Linked DNA regions of Homo sapiens: region 2 is linked to region 1. A link is an interaction called in ENCODE POLR2A ChIA-PET data of the cell type or tissue named here. Cell type or tissue: PC-9. All regions are shown on one strand. Links, peaks and the distances in the headings refer to the core of each region. The heading gives the core; the rest is flanking DNA. Region 1 overlaps AGAP1 (ArfGAP with GTPase domain, ankyrin repeat and PH domain 1). Region 2 has its middle 24 kb from the start of AGAP1.

Region 1 (4,397 bases), core at 298-4,297:
ATTTGCCAACATACAAAAGCAGCACTGGGTGGGTAACAAAGTAGCCCACGGCTGTTCACAGTCACTGCTAAGGACCATGGCCAGCCATGCACCGGCTGCCAGGAGGGAATGGCACGGCTCACTGCCCACTGCACCCACGCACCAAACAAAGGGTAAGCTGAGGCAGGTAGGAGCTCTTGGTTTTCTTTTCACTTCTCTTACAACATTAACTTTTGCCATTTTTTATTTAAAGCATCCAGAGTGTTTTTAATATAGTTTGAGATGAGTCCATCTCAATACATCCATGATTAAATATCAAGCAAACATTTAAAAAGACAGTTTATGAAAAGGCGAGGACAAAGAAAAATGTCACTGTAGGAGAAAAGCTGGACAAACCACTGCATATGTGATACATATACAACCCTCGTAAAACACAAAGGTAGGGCAGGTGCAGTGGCTCACACCTGTAATCCTAGCATTCTGGGAGCCCGAGGCAGGAGGATCGCTTAAACCCAAGTCTGACACCATTCTGGGTGAAACCCCATCTCTACAAAAATACAAAAATTAGCTAGGTGTGATGGCGTGGGCCTGCAGTCCCAGGTATTTGGGAGGTGGAGGTGAGAGGATCACTTGAGCTGGGCAGGCAGAGGTTGCAGTGAGCTGAGATCACACCGTTGCACTGCAGCCTGGGCAAGAGAGAGACTTTGTCTTAGAAAAAAACTAAAAAGCTACAAAGGTAGAAAAACAAAAAGCATCCCCAAGAGTAACAGCAGGTACCTCCAGCTAGAAGAATTATAGGCAACTGTTTTCTTCTTCTTTATAGTTTTCCATATTTGCATATAACACATTGATAACTTTTTTAAAAGTTAAACTATTTCCTGCAAAATCTACTTTTTGTGATCAACTCTACTTTTTCTCCTGTATTTTCCTTTTTAAAATTCTAAAACTTAAACAAGTGTCTGCCAGGTGTCCGATCTAATGCGGACAGCCACTTCACAGGGCTGGAGTCCCAGCTTGCAATTTAAAAGCAAAGCTAGGCCGGGTGCAGGGGTTCACGTCTGTAATCCCAGCATTTTGGGAGGCCAAGGCACATGGATCAACGAAGGTCAGGAGTTCGAGACCAGCCTGACCAACACAGTGAAACCCCCGTCTCTACTAAAAATACAAAAAAATTAGCTGGGCGTGGTGGCAGGCACCTGTAATCCCAGCTACTCTGGGAGGCTGAGACGGGAGAATTGCTTGAACCCGGGAGGCGGAGGTTGCATTGAGCCGAGATCGCGCCACTGCACTCCAGCCTGGGTGCCACAGCAAGACTCTGTCTCAAAAAAAAAAAAAAAAAGGCAAAGCTACCAGAGAACCAAAGGTGTCCCAATTCCCTTGTCCCACTGGATATGGCACAAGCGAGGACACATGTATGAATCATTACCAAATTTCAAGGCCAAAATGGCAGGTGACATGGGAGCGGGTCACTCATGAGCTACAGGACATGAAAAGAGAAGACCGATGCAGAGATGAGGACAGGCAGCCACAGAGCAGGGCAGAAAGGATGGGCAGTGAACATTCAACACTACAGTTGAGGGGGAGAATACAGGAACCAGAGTCTGCCCAGCTAGAAAAGCCATAGGAAGGAGTGAGATGAGACCTCTTCCATGCACATAACCAGCAGTGTGAGGCCGGCTGCAAAAGTGCCAGTCATCTCATGAACTGCAAGATGAAGCACTGCCTCCCAGCAAAAAGGAGAGCTCCAGCCAATGAACAAGAGCCCAGAGGTATCACTGGACCAGGAGAATCAGTTGTGATCCCAAACTAAGACTCCTTGTGCTGAGTCTAGATTTGCGGACACGTGCATTAGCAGATCTGTGCCAAATACCCTAAATCTTTATTCAGCTACTGGTTTTCTCACTGTACTTTCTAAACTGAAGTGGAAGTCTGTGGAGACCGCCAAGAGCCTTTGGGTTGGCCAGTGTCCCCCTACCCTCAACCGGTGTTGACTGGCTCAGCCCCAATGACAGCAGGTGTGCAGGGTCTCCCACAGTGAGGGAAGAGTCAGCCCTCAGGAGAAACACAGAGGAAGGACACTGAGGTGGGCAGACACCACCCTCCCCAAAGATGCCCAAGTCCTAATCCCCAGAACCTGCAACTGTGACTTTACATGATAAAGAGGCACTGTCGCTGTGATTAAGTCAAGGATTTTAAGACAGGGAAATCATTCAAGATTATCCAGATGGGTCCAACGTAATCACAAGGGTCCTTATCAAATGAAAAAAGAAAGCAGAGGAGCCGGAGAAGGGGACGTCAGGATGGAGTGGAATGGAAGAAGAGATCGGAAGATGCTACACAGCTGGTTTTGAAGACAGAGGAAGGGGCCATGAGCCAAGGAGTGTGGGCAGCCTCTAGAAGCTGGAAAAAGCAAGGAAACAAATTCTTCCCTAGAGCCTGCAGAAGGAACGCGGCCCTGCCAACACCTTGATATTAGGATCTGACCTCCAGAACTATAACAGAATAAATGTGTGTTGTTTGAAGCCACTGCATCTGGGGTAACCTTGTACAGCTGCAATGGGAAACGGACACAGGGACTAAGGCACAAGGGCTCCCGTGAAAGCCCTTGTAACTACTACCTATCTAAAGCGGAAGCACAGTCTAACGGGATATCACATTAGGCATATGGCAAGTCGACTGTACATCAAAATCTTTCAATCATGAGTTCAGATACACCAAGACTGCGAATGAGCTCAGCCTCTGCAGCAGCTGGCTCTGGTCAGTTCGTGAACCTGCATTTGAGGCCAACTGCAGCTCCAAGACCCACGTCTTGTAGTCCTACGGGGAGTTTTACTGTCAGAGGTACGAGACTTGTCAGTTTTGGGACAGCAGGGGATGGATGGTGGCCTGTCCTGTGCCTTCTCTTCTTAGTGTCTGGGGGCTCATTTTTGCCTCCCCAAACCTACTTTGACCCCAAAACCATACAGAAGCTTCAGATGGCAAAGGCTCCAACAAGCCTTATTTTAACCTTTCAATCTCCAGAGGACAGGTAGTTGTTGAATCCCATCCTCATCACCCAACAAGGTGGACACTGCCTTTGCCCAGCCCAATTCTCGTACAACCCCAGCTCCAAGCTCTCCTCCCAACCACTCAGGCTGATGGGCCTGGGGCCTCGATTTCTGCCCACCCAGCTTCACTTCTTTCCTCGGCTGCCCAGCCACTACTTCCAAAATTCCCAACAGTCCAGAGCTGAGGATTCACATGTAGACAAATGTGTGCACCTCACATGGGAGGTCATCAGTGGGGGTCAGGTGAATACAGTCATGAAATAACCTCAATGTGGGTGCTCACTGCTCCCTTCCAGGTCCTGGATTTTGTGATGTGGGGAGCGTGAGCTGTCAAGCATTCTGTATTAACTGGAGTCTGATGCTGACTGCACAGCTGTCCCCTGTCCCACAGACACCCCACCTGCTTGAGAGATCTGCACCTCCTGCCAGTTCAATCCCCACACACAGGCTCTAAGATCAGGCACCCCTGGACACCAAACCTGGATTCACTATTTGCCACTTTAATCCTTACAATGGCAATGACAGCATGGATTTTGTAAATTATTATAAGAGGTCACCAATGTACATAAGATACTTGGCAACAGTGGCTGTCCACTAAATTGTGGCTATTACAACCATCAGCACAAAGTAGCCTCCAGCATATACTGTAAGACTAGTTCCCTGGAAGGACTGAGATCAACTTTCCACCATATTCACAGAAAGGACCAGCGCCAAGGCAACACTTGCCTGGCCACAGGGGCTCTGTCACAACGCAGCAAGGAAAGTTACCAGGCAGCAGAGGTGTGGCCTAGGGGCCACAGAGCTAGCTAGAGACTCAGGCAAGGGGACGTGGTGTTTTGTGGCTCTCAGAAAGAGAGAAGACACACAGCAGGAGAATCAAGTAATAATCAACAGCCAGACAATGATCACAAAAATTAACCCCACTGGCTGGGCGCAGTGGCTCATGCATGTAATCCCAGCACTTTGGGAAGCCGAGGTGAGCTGATCACCTGAGGTCAGGAGTTTGAGACCAGCTGACCAACACAGTAAAATCCCATCTGTACTAAAAATACAAGATTAGCCGGGCATGGTGGCACATGACTGTAATCCCAGCTACTAGGGAGGCTGAGGCAGGAGAATTGCTTGCAACCCGGGAGGCGGAGGTTTCAGTGAGCCAAGATCACGCCACTGCACTCCAGCCTGGGCGACAGAGCGAAACTCCGTCTTCTCAAAACAAACAAAAAATTAACCCCACATACAAATGCACACAAGAGAAGGCTGGAGAGGTATGGTCTCCTACAGCTACTATATGAAACAAGCGGAGCAAACATCATTTATTGAGAAGACAATCTTTCACTGACTTAAGGAAAATGACAATCTCTCGAGCATCTC
Region 2 (4,397 bases), core at 283-4,282, 61 kb after region 1:
GACCTGGATGTGGACCTTTTAGTTTGGATGGAAGGAGTGCTGGGGCTGAGTGGGAGAGTGAGGGCCAATGCTCCCCGGCTCCAGCCTCCCAGGGTACAAGTGTGCAGGTTGGGTCAGAGCAGGGTTCCTAGTCTTGCCCTGCTTGTTCAAGCAGCTTCACCCACCAGTTCTGGTCTCATGGGTACCATTTTTGCTCCCTGGAGGAATCCCTATGGCCAAAGTGTACACCCACTGGGAACTGTCCAGCACTGCAGAGCATAAGACGTGGGTGAGGGGCATATTGGCAGGGAGACCATCTTTTTTCCATCTTGCCTCAAAACAGAGAGCCCCTGGCCAGTCGTGGACTGTTTGGTCATGGCGATAGAAGGGGATGAGGACTGACCTGGGGGCAGTTTGGAACAGGTGATGCAATGGAAGCCAAACTTTGTGAAGCTTGCTCCAATGCTCAGCTATTGCATCACCTGTCTCCAAGGTGCTGGCAACGTCAGGAGGCCAATGATGCTCTTAGAGATTCTCTAAAGCAAACAAGCCCATCCTCATTATGCTGCTCCAGGATCCTGGGGAAGCTGGCAAGGTCCTGGTGGTGGTGTCAGGTCACCCTAAGATCTGAGCAGACTGGAGGTGCAGGAACCTGACAGGTGATTGTTAAGTGGCAGATTTAGGTCTAGAATGCCACCGCCTCATTCTCAGTGTGCTTCAGCTGAGCTCATATCCAGTGATTGTCAATTACAAACAAACAAGGTTGGAATCAGTCTGCTGGTCTCAACATGGAAATCAAACTTGCCCACCTCTCTGTTTTAATGACTTCCCCCAAAACTCTGTTAAAGGTGTAGAGCTCGTGTTCCCTCTTCTCACATCATATAGGCTTTTCTGCAGAGAAGAGGCTGGTGGAGTGGTATGTCCATGGACAAGCTGGGCTCAGATGGTCCAAGAGCTTCCCTGGTGGGCAGGGCTACTGCTATGGACTGAATTGTGTTCCACCACCCCAATGCATATGTTGAAATGCTAACCCCCAATCTGATTGTATTTGGAGATAAGGCTTTCAGGAAGTACTTAAGGTTAAATGTCGTTCTAAGAATGTGGTCCTAATCTGATAGGGTTGGTGGCCTTATGGAAGATCTTGTTCTCTCTGTCTTTCTGAGTGCACCAACCAAGAAAATGCCATGCGAAGACATAGCAAGAAAGTGGTCATCTGCAAACTAAGAACACAGCCCTCAGCAGAACCCAATCATGCTGGCACCCTGATCTTGGACTTCCAGCCTCCAGAACTGTGAGAAATAAATTTCAGTTTCTTAAGTCTATAGTATTTTGTTATAGCAGCCCCAACTGACCAAAATAGCTACTGTCTTCCTGGCTTCCTGGCTCTATTCTTGTCTGAGCAATTCCTCCCAGCAACTCATAGGCACAGAACACCATTATAACCCAGCTGGAAAGCAATGTGGCAACATGTTGCAAAAATGGTTATGCCTTTGGCCTTGTCGTTCCAGTCCTGAGTATTTTTAGGAAGCAATTTAACAGGAGGAAAAAACTGCGTACATTGAAAATGCTCCCTGGAATGATATCTTGTAGGTCATCAAATCAAAAGTATTTAACAATATATAACTATCCAACAATAGGGAACTGTGTGTCAACTTGGTAAAATGTGGTACAGTAAGACCGCAAGTAGTAAGGTTATACAGAGATATGGAAAATATATATATATATATATATATATATATATATATATATATATATATATATATATTAGATGCAGTTTCGCTCTTGTCATCCAGGCTGGAGTGCAATGGCATGATCTCCACTCACTGCAACCTCTATCTCCAGGTTCAAGTGATTCTCCTGCCTCAGCCTCCCGATTAGCTGAGATTACAGGCACCCGCCACCACGCCCAGCTAAATTTTGTATTTTTAGTATAGATGGGGTTTCACCACGTTGGCCAGGCTGGTCTCGAACTCCCAGCCTCAAGTGATCCACCTGCCTTGGCCTCCCAAAGTGCTGGGATTACAAGCGTGAGCCACCACACCCTGCTGAAAATAGATTTTATAGTATATAGTTTAAAAAGGCAAAATGCTACAACTTGTGAGTATTTTAATTAGAAATATGAAAAACATGCACCCATGCATAGGAAGATAGGAAGAAAATATGCCAATTAATTAACTTAGGGTGGTGGGATGTTAGGAATTTAAGCAATTTTTCCTTATGCTTGAAGTTTCATTGTTTCTACAGAGAACAAAACAAGGCTTATGCTTGTCAGCCTGCATCCTGAGCAGAGCCTGTTTTTCTCCTCCAGCTAAGAGTTTCCAGACCCACAAGAGGCCTTTGATGCCACAGTCCCATGGGGCTGTATTTTATAATAGAAGAGAATATCCACTTGTTACAGGAACTGCATCCTACACAGCAGTGTAAACCGTCACCGCAGTCCCCCGACAGCCTTCTCTGCACCTTTCCATTAACCTCGCACCTGAGCTCACCTCTGGTTAATAGAAAAACCTCCATAAAGCCTGGAGCCAAGACTAACTTCAATTTTCCACAGCTTTACACTGGCCAGCCATTTCTCACACTGGGGTGTCACATGATTTGCTTCTCATGACAAAATTCCCTGGAACCAGATCCTTCTCTGAGTCAGAGCTGAGTCCTCAAGCTGAGCTGAGTATCGGGTAGCAGGAGGGAGGTTATGCTCAGCCTGGCCATTTTTGACATTGAGACATCAGGAACGGGACTGCCTCCACTTCCCTTCCCAGTGACGGGCAGGAGCATCTCCTGCTTCCGTGTGTGCCGGGGCAGAGTCCATCTGACAGCCCCTAGACTCACAGGGTCTTTTTATCTACATTACTCAGGTGCACGCTGTCCTTCGGAATTAAATTTACACAGGAAGTGGTGAATATTCTCCATTGATACAGCACCTTTATTTACTTTTGAGTCTGTTTTATTTTCAATGTAAACAAATGAATATATGGCAAAAAAAACACCCCAAAAAACACAAAATGATCTAAAGAAAGAAACAAAACTATATCCCCACCCACCAGTTCTACTCACTGGGAGTAATTATTGGCAAATTCCTACGTATCCTCGGGTCTATCTTGTTTGCATATGAGCAAAATCTGTATGAATATTCTGTATACCTTAAAAACAAAACAGGACCAAGTTAGGATCATACTGCGCTTTGTTCTAGCCCTACGCTTTTCACTTAATTATATATCTTGGGGATCTTATCAGCACATATATACTTTAAATTTTTTATTTTTGTGGGTACATGGTAGGTGTATATATTTATGGGGTACATGGGATGTTTAGATACAGGCATGTAATGTGTAATAATCACATTCTGGAGAATGACGTATCCATCCCCTCAAGCATTTATCCTCTGTATCATAAATAATCCAATTATACTCTTATTCTAAAATATACAACGAAATTATTATTGACTATAGTCACCTCATTGCAACACTTTTTTTTTTTTTTTTTTTTTTGAGATGGAGTCTTACTCTGTCACCAAGCTGGAGTGCAATGGCGTGATCTCGGCTTACTGCAACCTCCGATTCCCTGGTTCTCTTGCCTGGCTTCCCGAGTAGCTAGGATTACAGGCATGAGCCACCATGCCCAGCTAATTTTTGTATTTTTAGTAGAGACGAGGTTTCACCATGTTGACCAGGCTGGTCTCAATCTCCTGACCTCGTGATCCGTCCGCCTTGGCCCCCCAAAGTGTTGGGATTACAGGTGTGAGCCACTGTGCCTGGCCAACACATATATTTTTAATGGGTGCATAGTATCTTACTTATAGCTGTAGCATAATTTATTTACATAGACATAATTTATTTAATAGACATTTCAGGGATTTTTCTTTTTTTAAAATAACAAATGCAGCTGCAAGTGAGCATTTTGTGCACATAACTTTGTGCACATTTCAAAGTATATTTGTAGGGAATTTTTTTTTTTTTAAGACAGGGTCTGGCTCTGTCACCCAGGCTGAAATATGATGGCATAATCATGATTCACTACAGCCTCCACATCCTGGGCTTAAGCAATCCTTCCTCCTTAGCCTACTGAGTAACTGGGACCACAGGCACGTACCACCAAACCCGGCTTATTTTTGTATTTTTGGTAGAGATTGGGTCTCACTATGTTGCCCAGGCTGGTCTCGTACTCCTGACGGAGCTGAGGCCAGGTGTTCGAGACCAGCCTGGGCAACATAGTGAGAGGCCAGCCTGAGTCTCCCAGAGTGCTGGGATTACCTGTGTGAGCCACTGTGCCCAGCCTGGTAAATTTTTAATGATGGAAATACTAGGTCAAAGGTAACATGCACTTAAAATGTTGATTTCTGCTGGCAAACTGAATAAACTGCTGTAGTTTATTCTTCTACCATCAATGTGTGAACCTACCAGATTTTCCACATTCTAGCA

The links. Peaks named below come from ENCODE experiments on the same cell type or tissue, not always from the same donor. Only the 100,000 strongest peaks of a DNase experiment are listed, where the experiment ranks them.
Region 2: POLR2A ChIA-PET joins it to region 1 with 7 read pairs; 2 of 35 experiments call an interaction of 5 or more read pairs at or near these places.

Annotation. Positions count from the first base shown.
Region 1 is chr2:235,528,530-235,532,926 of GRCh38, reverse strand. All of the region lies in intron 1 of AGAP1 (ArfGAP with GTPase domain, ankyrin repeat and PH domain 1), which reads right to left. Among named protein-coding and RNA genes, the nearest start is that of TNRC17, 13 kb to the right of the region's middle. In PC-9, for the core only: no CTCF peak of the experiment used is centred there; no DNase peak of the experiment used is centred there.
Region 2 is chr2:235,467,407-235,471,803 of GRCh38, reverse strand. No RefSeq gene overlaps it. Among named protein-coding and RNA genes, the nearest start is that of AGAP1, 24 kb to the left of the region's middle. In PC-9, for the core only: no CTCF peak of the experiment used is centred there; DNase peaks (open chromatin) are centred at 2,663 and 4,013; H3K4me3 peaks cover 764 bases; H3K27ac peaks cover 2,464 bases.